2 separate regions of the Homo sapiens genome follow, and region 2 is linked to region 1. The links are chromatin contacts, found by Hi-C or POLR2A ChIA-PET in ENCODE. All regions are on one chromosome and are shown on one strand. The core of a region is the stretch at or near the end of the contact, and the rest is flanking DNA. Distances in the headings are between cores, read along the strand shown.

What was found. Hi-C counts contacts between places; a loop is a spot of excess contacts on that map. ChIA-PET counts read pairs that join two places held with the same protein, here RNA polymerase II (POLR2A). Pooled maps may share reads with other maps.
Region 2: a loop to region 1 is called in a pooled map, with 3 times the contacts of the local background. The contact joins two enhancer-like sites. A Hi-C loop is called at or near these places in 1 of 37 single-sample maps with no recorded cell type and 2 of 50 pooled maps. POLR2A ChIA-PET finds 5 or more read pairs at or near these places in 1 of 52 experiments (WTC11).

Annotation. Positions count from the first base shown.
Region 1 is chr3:12,645,010-12,651,484 of GRCh38, reverse strand. All of the region lies in intron 1 of RAF1 (Raf-1 proto-oncogene, serine/threonine kinase), which reads left to right. Among named protein-coding and RNA genes, the nearest start is that of RAF1, 16 kb to the left of the region's middle. RefSeq lists an enhancer at 2,708-2,757. Within about 2 kb of position 3,709, at least 5 of the 41 ENCODE cell types and tissues checked have a DNase peak (open chromatin) inside an H3K27ac peak, as active enhancers do.
Region 2 is chr3:12,996,886-13,003,360 of GRCh38, reverse strand. All of the region lies in intron 1 of IQSEC1 (IQ motif and Sec7 domain ArfGEF 1), which reads left to right. Among named protein-coding and RNA genes, the nearest start is that of IQSEC1, 73 kb to the left of the region's middle. RefSeq lists a silencer at 1,838-2,132. Within about 2 kb of position 3,745, at least 17 of the 41 ENCODE cell types and tissues checked have a DNase peak (open chromatin) inside an H3K27ac peak, as active enhancers do.

The sequences.
Region 1 (6,475 bases), core at 2,460-4,959:
TTTTTTTTGTATTAGTAGAGACAGTGTTTCACCATGTTGGCCAGGCTGGTCTCGAACTCTGGACCTCAGGTGATCCACCCTCCTCGGCCTCCCAAAGTGCTGGGATTACTGGCATGAGCCACCACACCCAGCCCAATTTGTGTATCTTAAAAAATTATTGGGAAAAGAAATTATTGCAAAAAATCTATATATATTGGTATGAGATTATAAGCATGTAGGGAAACACTGAAGAATAATTGGTTATTGGGAGAAGGAAAGGAAAGATAAAACAAAGAAGGGGTTAAAAGATCCCCTCTAATACATGTAATGTTTAAGTGCTATAGAAAAAAAGCAGGGTAAACATTTTAGAAGTAAAAAGGCTTGCTATTTATAATGAGTGCCTTTGTAAAGACATTAATTGTGAATATTTAAAATAAAAGGAAACAAAGTTATGTAATAAGAAAGGCTGTATCCTTCATCAGGCTCATTTCTTTACCTGCTTGTCTGTGCTTATTCCCTGGGCACACTTTAGCTTTTGTTTTACCTCTGCGTTAGTCTGTTGAAATATTGCCCCTTTAAGCTCAAATACACAATGAAATATCCTTGTCTACCTCTTCTTCCACTCAAGCTAGAAGTGACCTTACCACATTTCAGATTCTTATAGTATGTTTCTTAAGAATCCTCCCTACCTTTAATTTCATATTTTGTTGTAGGCCTACTTGTCTTCCTGAAAGCTCTTAGCCCAGTGCCTAGCACATATTCAATTTTTGTTAAACGGTGGTGGTTTTTACTTCTACTTTAAGGGGTTCTGAAATGCAAGGACCATGTCTCCCTGAACTTTATATTCCTCAAAGCAGCTAACAGTTGAAAGTAGATTCTTAGAAATTGTTGAATGAATGGTGCTCTTTATTCTTTTTTTCCTTTCATTCCATGCTGGGTTACAGTCTATAGAGAGGCATTCTGGTTCTTTAGATTTATGTGATAGTGATTCGGTATTCATGAAAAAGGGTTAGGAAAATATTGTAATTGTTAACTTTTCTCCATTGATATTCAGCAGATATTTGAGTACCTAATTTTGTGCAATGTCCTATACTGGATGATGGATTATAACAAGATTATAGGAAATACATGTAGTTCTTCAATGCTTTGGTATATAATTATGTAGGTTATATTTTCTTTTTTGAGATGGGGTTTCATTTTGTCACCCAGGCTAGAGTGCAGTGATGCAGTCACGGCTCACTCCAGCCTCGACCTCCTGGGCTCAGACAATCCTTCTATCTTAGCCTCCTGAGTAGCTGGGACTGTAGGCATGACTACCATGCCTGATTAAATTTTTTTTTTTTTTTTTTTTTTTTTTTTTGAGATGGAGTCTCGCACTGTCTCCCGGGCTGGAGTGCAATGGCGTGATCTTGGCTCAATGCGACCTCCGCCTCCTGGGTTCATGCAGTTCTCCTGCCTCAGCCTCCCGAGTAGCTGGGATTACAGGCGCCCATCACCACACCTGGCTAATTTTTTGTATTTTTAGTAGAGATGGGGTTTCACTATGTTGGCCAGACTGGTCGCGAACTCCTGACCTGGTGATCTGCCTGCCTCGGCCTCCCAAAGTGCTGGGATTACAGGCATGAGCCACTGTGCCTGGCTGCCCAGCTAATTAAAAACAATTTTTTTGTAGAGTTGATGTTCCCCCTCAGTTGCCCAGGCTGATCTGGAATTCCTGGGCTCAAGCACTCCTCCCACCTCGGCCTCCCAAAGTGTTGAGATTACAGGTGTGAGCCTGACCCTAGGTTATATTTTTGTGTTTCATTTACTATTTTATCCTCTGGCAAAATAGCAGGGTATAATTTAGAGCTTTAATGAATTAATGGTGTAACTAACAGTGAAAACTGTGTGTGTGTGTGTGTGTGTGTGTGTGTGTGACAGTCTCTGGCCCCCATGCTGGAGTGCAGTGGCACGATCATAGCTCACTGCAGCCTCAAACTCCTGTGCTCAAGTGATCCTCCCGCCTCAGCCTCCTTAGTAGCTGAGACTAGAGGCATGTGTCACCATGCCCAGCTAATTTTGTTTTATTTTTATAAAGATGAGGTGTCACTCTGTTGACCAGGGTGGTCTTGAACTCCTTGGCTCAAGCCATTCTACTGCTTTGATTTCCCAAATTACTGAGATTACAGGCATGAACCACCATGCCTGGCCAGGGAAAAATTTTAAACATGTCTTTCTTTTGAGAAAATTATTATTGAAAAGTTGGTTAAAAGTAATTTCTGAAGAACAAATGATATTATCAGTTTTACAGGTGTCTTACTGTAACTCTTAGAAGTTGTTAAAGTTTACTATTGAGCGCACCACTAAAGACTAGGGAATTTTTCTTTTTCTTTTCTTTCTTTCTTTTTTTCTGAGACTGAGTTTTGCTCTTGTTACCCAGGCTGGAGTGCAATGGCGTGATCTTGGCTCACTGCAACCTCTGCCTCCTGTGTTCCAGCAATTCTCCTGCCTCAGCCTCCCAAGTAGCTGGCATTACAGGCATGTGCCACCACGCCTGGGTAATTTTGTATTTTTAGTAGAGACTGGGTTTCTCCATGTTGGTCAGGCTGGTCTTGAACTCCCGACCTCAGGTGATCCGCCCACGTCGGCCTCCTAAAGTGCTGGGATTACAGGCGTGAGCCACCGCATCCGGCCGATGGGAATTTTTCTATTTGAAAGCCATTGACTCCAGAAGGAAGTGTAGGGGAGCTGGCTGAATCAGATGGTTACTTTTTTTTTTTTGAAGCAGAATCTCACTCTGTCACTCAGGCTGGAGGACAGTGGTGCGATCTCGGCTCACAGCCACCTCTGCTTCCTGGGTTCACATGATTCTCGTGCCTCAGCCATCTGAGTAGGGAATACAGGTGTGCACCACCACATCCGGCTAATATAGATGGTTACTTCTTGAAACTGCTTTGGTAAGATGTAAACTTGGGGGAATACCTCTTCTCTTGAGGACACATCTCCTCTGCCAAATGAGTGATGCCAGTGTGTAGAATGAATGATTCACTTATATTCTGTGTCCTTATCTTTGAGGAGGGCTAATTTTTTTTAACCACTTGTTGAATATGCAAGATTTACTGTGAAAATTAATGCCTTTAGTATGAAAGAGAAATTAGTGTGGAAATTGTTAGTGTTTCCAGGTGATTTTTTTCCCCCTTCCTTCCTACTTCATTATGTAGCTTTTTTTTTTTTTTTTTTAACTTCGCTGTTACTTGGCTATCTGAATAATCATTCCTAAACCATATTTTATTTGTACATTGTGTGTTTTGGTACTTGTGTTAATGGTGTACTTTGAATACACATCTGTTTATTTTAAAAATCAGCAGTTGCTGACTAGATGAAGAAAACAATGACTGATTTGAAGGTGAAAAGAAAAACTCGGGTTAAAAAAGAGTCCAGACAATGTGATTTAAAATGAAAATAATTTAAGCTTATTTGTGGTGAGAGTTAAAAATAAAGTTGGCTCCAGGTATCATTTGTGGAACTGATTTGTTTTAGCATAATTGTTTTTGAACTAGCTCGTTTTTAACTTGTATTTTTAAAGTTACACTTTTAAAATGTAGGAGTCTGTTTTGTAAACTTGTACAGCCCCTGCTAACTTTTAGAAGAGTAGAGTGGCTTATTTCTTCATGTGTGTTTATTCTGGGCTGTCATCTGATGAAGTTACCAGTTTGTGGTCAGAAATTGAGAAAGAGGAGTGAGGAAACGAAAAATATTGACACGTACACATCACCTTGCAGTGCATGAGAGTGCCCTTTTGGACTGGTTAGGAAACTAACATTTGAGCATATTTGCTCAGCAGAAACTTTTTATGTGTGAAAGTTATTTTTTTTCCAGTGTTGTGACCACTTAAAATTTATTTATTTGTTTTGTTTGTTTGTTTGTTTGTTTGAGACAGGGTCTCACTCTGTTGCCCAGGCTGGAATGCAGTGGCACAATCATGGCTCACTGCAACCTGGACCTCCCTGGGCTCAGGTGATCCTCCCACTTCAGCCTCTTGAATAGCTGGGACTACACATGTGCTACACCGTGCATGGCTGATTTTTTGTAGAGATGGGGTTTCTCCATGTTGTCCAGGCTGGTCTCAAGCTTCTAGGCTCAAGCAGTCTGCTTGCCTCAACCTCTCAAAGTGCTGAGATTACAGGGGTGAGCCACCATGCCTGGCCTGAATTTCTTTTTTTTTTTTTTTGAGATGGAGTCTCGCTCTGTCGCCCAGGCTGGAGTGCAGTGGCGCGATCTCAGCTCACTGCAGCCTTCGCCTCCTGGGTTCCCGCCATTCTCCTGCCTCAGCCTTCCGAGTAGCTGGGACTGCAGGTGCCCGCCACCACACCAGGCTAATTTTTTGTATTTTTAGTAGAGACGGGGTTTCACCATGTTAGCCAGGATGGTCTCGATCTCCTGACCTCGTGATCTGCCCGCCTCGGCCTCCCAAAGTGCTGGGATTACAGGCGTGAGCCACCACGCCTGGCCGGTAATGAAGATTTTAATAATGACTTTAAAAACCAGGCACAGTGGCTCACTCCTGTAATCCTAGCACTTTGGGAGGCCAAGGTGGGTGGATCATTTGAGGTCAGGAGTTTGAGACCAGCCTGGCCAACACATTGAAACCCTTTCTCTACTAAAATCACAAAAATTAGGCTGGGCGTGGTGGCTCACACCTGTAATCCCAGCGTTTTGGGAGGCTGAGGCAGGTGGCTCCTGAGGTCAGGAGTTTGAGACAAGTCTGGCCAACATAGTAAAACCCGTCTCTACTAAATATACAAAAAATTAGCCGGGTGTGGTGGTGTGTGCCTATAATCCCAGCTACTCGGGAGGCTGAGGCAGGAGAATCATGTGAACCCGGGAGGTGGAGGTTGCAATGAGCCGATATTGTGCCATTGCACTCCGGCCTGGCAATAGTGTGAGACTCTGTCTCAAAAAAAAAAAAAAGACAAATACAAAAATTAGCAGGGCGTTGGTGGTGCGCACCTGTAGTCCCAGCCACTCAGGAGGATGAGGTAGGAGAATTACTTGAACCTGGAGGCAGAGGTTGCAGTGAGCTGAGATCGTGCCACTGCACTCCAGCGTGGGTGACAGAGGAAGACTCCACCTCAAAAAAAAGACTTAAAAGAAACCGGTAATATCGTTATTATATTTCTGCCTGTCTTAATTCTTTATCCATTTGCTGTAGATTATAATGTTAGCTGCATGAATGAAAGATTATATTTTTCCAGCTACTCAGGAGGCTGAGGTGGGAGGATTGCTTGAGCCCAGGAGTTTGAGGCTACAGTGAGCTATGATGAAGCTACTGCACTTCCAGCCTAGGTGACAAAGGGAGACTCCGTCTCTAAAAAACAAAGATTAGATTTTTGATACACCATCTATTAGTATATTATTTAATGAGTAAAAAGAAAGGATAAGTTATAAAAAAGCATTAAGAATATGACTGCTCTAATGAATTTAAGCTAAATCCTTTGTTGTTTAGAAGTGAAGTAAAAATCTCTTAAATATGAAGAAAAATTTTAATTGCTTGTGATATATAAGACATGGTATATACAGTCTTTTTCTTTCCTCCACACAGAGGTCTGATGCATTATTTACAAACAATATTTATTTAAAAGTAATGTAATAAGCCAGGCACAGTGGCTCATGCCTTGTAATCCCAGCTCTTTGGGAGGCTGAGCTGAGACGCTGCTTGAGGCCAGGAGTTCGAGACTAGCCTGGGCAACATAGTGAGACACCCCCCTCACCCCACCCCACCTCTACAAAAAAAAGATTAAATAAATACAGTACAGTACAATAATTAGGAACTCTTCTAGATAGCTCTTAAACTTCCAGCCTGGGTTTTTCTGAGTTCAGTGCCTAAAACTCTTAACCACTACATTACTGTATTCCAAAAATTAAGTCCTAGGTTTCAAAGTACAGATCAACTGTGAAAAACAAACAAAAATTTTAAAGGTAATAGTAACATCATTAAACAATAAAAATTTCAAATCCCATTGTACCATTCAAATCAGTGTATTATAATGGAAAGAGATGTAAAGTCTGAGTATCTGAATTTTTAATTTTGCTTCTCTTAAATTGTCACTAAACCTTTTGAATTTTACTTTTTTTCTTCATCAAAAAAAGGGATAGTATGAATAATACCTGCTTTAGCCTGCTTAATTCTAACAGTTCTGTGAGATAATGGAAAGATGAGCTGAATAAATTGTAAAGCTGTGTTAAATTCTGAGTTCTCTTGACTAAGTAAACTTTTTTGAGTCGGAACTACACAAAAAGCATTGCTGGGTTCTCAGAAGTTAGGTTTTAGGTAGATCTAAGAATCTCTTAAAACCTTAATACCAAAAGGCTGGCTACCTTAGATATTTTTGTCCTGCCACCTTATTTTTTTTTTTTTTTTTTTTTTTTGAGACTGAGTCTCGCTCTGTCACCAGGCTGGAGTGCAGTGATGCGCTCTTGGCTCACTGCAACCTCCAACTCTCTGGTTCAAGCAGTT
Region 2 (6,475 bases), core at 2,496-4,995, 350 kb before region 1:
AGCGTGAAGTTTTTCAAGGTTCATCCATGTTATAGAATAGAATGTATCAGTACTTCATTCCTTTTTTTTTTTTTTTTTTTTTTTGGTAGAGACAGGGGTCTCACTTTGTTGCCCAGGCTGTTCTTGAACTCCTGGCCTCATGTGACACTCCCGCCTCAGCCTCCCAAAATGTTGGGCATGAGCCACTGCGCCTGGTCTTTCATTCCTTTTTACTGCTGAATAATAACATTCCATTGTATGGATACACTGTAGTTAGTTTATCCATTCCCCGGTTGATGGACATGTGGGTCATTTCCACTTTTTGGCTATTGTAAATACTACTACTATGGATATTTGCATACAAGATTTGATGTGGACATATGTTTTCATTTCTCTTTAGTAGATACCTAGAAGTGGAATTGCTGGGTCACATAGTAACTCTCTGTTTAACTTTTTAGAAATGGCCAAACTGTTTTCCAAAGTGGCTGCATCTTTTTGTTCCCACCAGTGGTGTGTGAGGGTTTCCATTTCTCCACATCCTGTCCCACATTTGTTATTGTCTGGCTTTTTGCTTCTAGCTGTCCTAGTGGGTGGGAAGTCATATCTCATTGTGGTTTTGATTTGCATTTCTTTGATGTGGAACATCTTTTCATGTGCTTATTGGCCATTCATATGTCTCCTTTGATGAAATGTGTATTCAAACCTTTTGCCCATTTAAAAATTGTATTGTCTCCTTGTTATTGAGTCATGAGTTATTTGCATACTCTACATACAGGTTCCAGTATCAGTTATATAATTTTCTCAGTTTCTCAGTTCCTTTTTTTTTTTTTTTTTGGAGATCAGGTCTCACTCACTCACCCAGGCTGGAATACAATGGCATGATCATGGCTCCCTACAGTCTCGAACTCCTGGGCTCAGGCAATCCTTCTGCCTCTGCCTCCCAAAGTGCTGAGATTACAGGCATGAGCCTATGCAGGGCCTTATCTTTTTACTTTCTTGATGGTGTCTTTTGAAGTGCAAAAGTTTTTAATTTTCATGAAGTCCAATTTATGAATTTGTAATTCTCTTGCTTATGCTTTTGGTGTTGTATCTAAGAAATCATTGTATAACCCAAGGTCACAAAGATTTCTTCTTATGTTTTTGTCTAAGATTTTTATAGTTTTAACTCTTTCATTTAGGTCTTTGATTAATTTGAGTTAATTTTTGTGTATGGTGGGAAGCATGGGCCCAAATGTATCCTTTTGTGTATAAATAGCCAGTTGTCTCAGCACTACTTGTTTTTTGTTGTTGTTGTTTGTTTGTTTGTTTCCAGATGGAGTCTTGTTCTGTCACCCAGGCTAGAGCACAGTGCCTAGATCTCAGCTCACTGCAACCTCTGCCACCCCCCACCCTGCCTCCGGGTTCAAGTGATTCTCCTGCCTCAGCCTCTGGAGTAGCTGAGATTACAGGTGCACACCACCACGCCTGGCTGATTTTTGTATTTTTAGTAGAGATGGGTTTTCACCTTGTTGGCCAGACTGGTCTGGAACTCCTGACCTCAGGTGATCCGCCCGCCTCAGCCTCCCAAAGTGCTGGGATTACAGGCGTGAGCCATCGCGCTCGGCCAGCACTACTTGTTAAAGAAATGATTGTTTCCAATGAATTGTCTTGGCACCTTGTAAAAAATCATTTGACAATATTTATTATTATTTTTGACCACTCCAGCTAAGGCCAAGACAATACATTTTTAAACATCATTTTCGTGAAGACGAAAACTCCTCCCCCATTTTAACAAAAGCATGCTGCAGGTCATCTGGACGACCCTCTACCAACTGAGCTCTGCTCCCTGATGTTCGTGGCTGCCTTTTCTTTATGAACATGTGGTCATCACAGGACCTTCCAGTGTAGCAGCGTTTACCACTGGATGCAGTGTTTCTAAAAGGTGGGGCCTGATGGAGCTTGGGAACTGTATTCTTAGAGGCCCATCAGTTCTTAAGTTTGAGAAACCCCTAATATAGAGCCATTTCTCAGACGGGAGAGCAGAGTTCCAGATAGGGAACATGAAATGTCCAACCTCATGCATCTATCAAGTGCCCACAAGCCAGCACAGGCAGTGTGGGGTAATGATAAGAACTCACTTAGGATCGGGCATGGTGGCTCATGCCTGTAATCCCAACACTTTGGGAGACTGAGGTGGGCGGATCACTTGAGGCCAGGAGTTCGAGACCAGCCTGGCCAACATGGTGAAACCCCATCTCTACTAAAAATAAAAAAATTTAAAAAAAAAGCTGGGCATTGTGGCAAGCACCTGTAATCCCAGCTACTTGGGAGGCCTGAGGCAGGAGAATTGCTTGAACCCAGGAGGTAGAGGTTGCAGGGAGCCAAAGTCGAGCCACTGTACTCCAGCCTGAGTGACAGCACACGCCTCTGTCTCAAAAAAAAAAAAAAAAAAAAGACTCACTTGGGTAAGTCACTCCCCATTCCTGAGCCTCTGTTTTCTCACCTGTAAAATGGAGGGCACACCACCCATCTCAAAGAATCTGCAGGAATAGAGATAGTTTGGATAAAGTATCTGGCACAGTGCTCTCTGACACAAAGTGGGTACCAGTTCATGGAAGTTGTGTTTATTGCAAGCCTGGGGCTGTGCCCACCAACTGGCCCTCCTTCAGCCCTCCCCTCCACAGTGCCTACTCTCCCCAGCAGGGCAGCCCTTGAGGGCTGGCTCCTGGCTTCAGCCTTCCCTCTGCTGCATATACCTCACCTGTCTGCTTACAGGGCATGGCTCTGTAGCAGGCCCTGTGCTCGTCCTAGTAAAGCAGTGATGAAGCAGACTCTATTCCTGCTTTCAGGGACCTTCTGGGCAGGTGGACAGAACCATTAGCTGATGACCACAGAACAGCATGGTAGCTGTTATTTTTATTAATAATAGCTAACATCTATAGAATTTCTGCTCTGTACCTGGCCCCACTGTCTCAAGATGTACAGGACACTGTGGGAGCCAAGAAGATGACGTCTAGAGGAGGTGACATTTTTAGAGCTGGATTTAAAGGATGGGTTTGGACTTCAGCTAATATACAAAGAGACATGAGCTTTCTATGAATTTTTGCCCATTTGATGGATGAAAATGAGATTATCATTTGATTTGTGTTTCTGTGTAAGGTCGTACATCTTTTTGAATGTTTACAGGCCATTTGTATTTCTTTTTCACTGAACTACCTGGTCAAATTGATTGGACATTTTTATTTTGAGTTGTTCATTTTTTTTGTTTTTGATTGATTTGGAATAACTCTTTATATATGGAGGAAACCAAGGGAATAGTATGTGCTAATACACAATGATATGAAATAGTACAGTGTGCTTGAAAAGCATTAGGTTTAGCCTAATTTTGAGAGACATAGTTGAAGATAGAGCTAAGCAGGGAGGCAAATGCTAGTTCCTAAGGAGCTTGGACTTTATTACACAGGACATAGGAGCTACAGAAGCGTTTAGAGCAGGGAAGGGATGTGATCGAATGTGTATTGTTGAAAATTACTTTGATAAGGGACAATAATGGACAGAGTGAAGAGCTAGAAGGGACAAATTGAGGCCAGAAAGTACAGGAGCTTGAATGTCCCCTGAAGAGTGTCTACCTGGTTTGGTGGGCAGTAGGGAGTCACAGAAGGTTCTGGGTAATGACCGATGGTGAACTGCAGAGACAATGGGAACTGAGAGTTGCCTGCTATACTTCCTGCTTTGTGGACAGCTATAAAGTGCAGGGGGCGGGACGGAGGCCAAGGCTAATCTCTGGGTGGGGTGAGCGGTTTTGTTTCCCAACATGACGCTTTGTTCCCCTAGATGTCCCCGCCCCACGTGGGCGCCCAGTGCTGTGTCATCTGTCCCCACACCACAGGACTGACCTCCAACCCAGACAGACGAGACCATTGCCAGGGGTAACCTAGAGAGGAAATATGAACTAAGAGTTTCCAGGCAGGGCACTGGGAATGGGAGAATGAAGAAGGAACAGCACACTGCCGAGCTGGGAGGGATTTTAGAAGTCATGCAAGGCAGTTTACCCTCAGCCCTGCTCCCATGAGCCCAAGGACAGGGAGTCCCTACCTCCCCAGCAGCCATTCCATATCTAAGTGGCTCTTCCAGGGAGAAGGTTCTGGAGCTGGTATGGCATCAGAGTTGTAAGGAGTCTTAGTACTCGTCTTATGCTTCTTGATAGAGGGGACCTTGAGGCTCAGAAGGGACACCTGCCTTCCTGAAGTCACACGGGGAGTCATCCTGAGTGCCACAGCAGGCTCTTAGAAATCAGGCTTCTCAGCTCCCCACTCAGAAATTAGTTTTAAACATAATATTTTACAAACAGTAATACATGCATGTAGTAATACATGCAAAAAATACTTAAATGAAACATTTCAGTGAAAAGCCAGTCTCCTTTCCACTCCATCCCCCAGGGCACGAAGACGTCTAGGGGGGCAAAGCTTCATGTTGGGAAACAAAACCACTCAACCTACCCAGAGATCAGCCTTGGCCTTGATCCTGCCCCCCGACCCCCCACTTTATAGCTGCCCACAAAGCAGGAAGTGTAGCAGGCAGCTCTCCATCCCCACTGTCTCCACAGTTCACCCTCGGTCATCACCCAGAACCTTCCCCAGGGCATGGCAACATGGCAAAACCATGTACCAGTTTCTTGAGCATCTTTGTCAGAGACAACATATGCAGGTACCAGCAGATATTCTATACCCCCTCTTTTTTTTTAATTCCAGATTTTTATTTTTATTTAAAAAAAATTTTTTTAAGAGGGACCCTTGCTACATTAACCCAGGCTGCTCTTGAACTCTTGGCCTCAAGTGATCCTCCCACTTCATCGTCCTGAGCAGCTGGGATTACAGGTAAGAGTTGCCACACCTGGCTTACTCCCTCTTTCTTACATAAAAAGTAACATACCCTACATCCTTTATTGCACCTACCAAAATATCTTGGGGATTGTTCCTTATCATATCAGTCCATGTAGAGATGCCACTTTTTTGTTGTTGTTTTTGTCTTGTTTTGTTGTTTGTTTTTTTTGAGACAGGGTCTCACTCTGTCACCCAGGCTGGAGTGCAGTGGAGTGATCACAGCTTAGTGCAGCCTCAGTCTCCCCTGGTTCAGGTGATCCTCCCACTTCAGCCTCCTAAGTAGCTAGGATTACAGGCACATGCCACCACACCCAGCTAATTTTTGTGTTTTTAGTAGAGACGGTGTTTTGCCATGTTGCCTAGGCTGATCTTGAACTCCTAGCCTCAAGTGATCCACCTGCCTTGGCCTCCCAAAGTGCTGGAATTACAGGTATGAGCCACTGTGCCTGGCCGTAGAGCTGCCACATTCTTTTTGATGGCTGCATAGGCTTCCATCATATGGATGTGTCTTAATTATAATCTGTTTAACAAATCCCTCACTGGTGGACTTTAAGGAACAAGAATACTTCAATAATTTTTATTCACTTTAAAAACATTTATAGTAATGTGCATTATGACATTTCGGTCAATGACACACCACATATATGATGGTGGTCCCATAAGATGATAATACCATATTTTTACCGTACCTTTTCTATGTTATGTTTAGATACACAAATATCTACTACCTGGTCAAATTAATTGGACATTTTTATTTTGAGTTGTTCATGTTTTTTTCTTATTGATTTGGAATAACTGTATATGGAGGAAACCAAGGGAATAATTGTGATTAAGTGCCTGCAGTGTTCAGTACAGTCATATGCTGAACAGGTTTGTAGCCTAGGAGGACTAGGCCATACCATATAGCCTAGGTGTGTAGTAGGCTGTGCCATCTAGGTTGTGTAAGAACACTCTATGAGGTTTCACAATGATGAAATCACCTAAGGACACATTTCTCAGAATGTATCCCCATCATTAAGCACTGCAAACCTGATTGTTTAAATATAAAGACATGTCAAGAAGAGACTTCAATTGGCCCATCAGCTTGTGCCCAGATAACCCCTGTTGACCTTTTAAAAATCAATTATTACAAAAAAGTATAAAATGAAAAGTAAAAGCGCCTCACATATCCATTCCATGCACCCCTCAGTCCTCCCAAAAGGTATCCATCAATAAGAGTTTTTTTGTTTCGGCATATTTGTGTCCTTTGGGAAAATTAGGAAATTCCCACACACATCTACATAGAGCCTTTTAACTTGTACACAAAAGGATCATGATATACAGTCTTCTGTTCCTTGAATTTTTCAGTAGAAATATGACCTGGAGATCTGTCCATCCTAGGACAAAGTCCCAGTAATGGGTATCTTAATGAAGTTACTCCCTCTCCTACTGCTGGACCCTGAAGATGGCTCTTTTCTTTCGCTGTTTACTGGTACACACAGTGCTGTGTTGTCTGTCCTTGTATTTTTATATTAGCATGCTGTAGTAGCTTCGCCATACCCTTCCCGATTGGTTGCACCATCTGGCACCTCACCCTACAGCATTTTTGAGAGTGCTCATTTCTTCCCACCTTTAGCAGCAAAAGTATTAGCAAA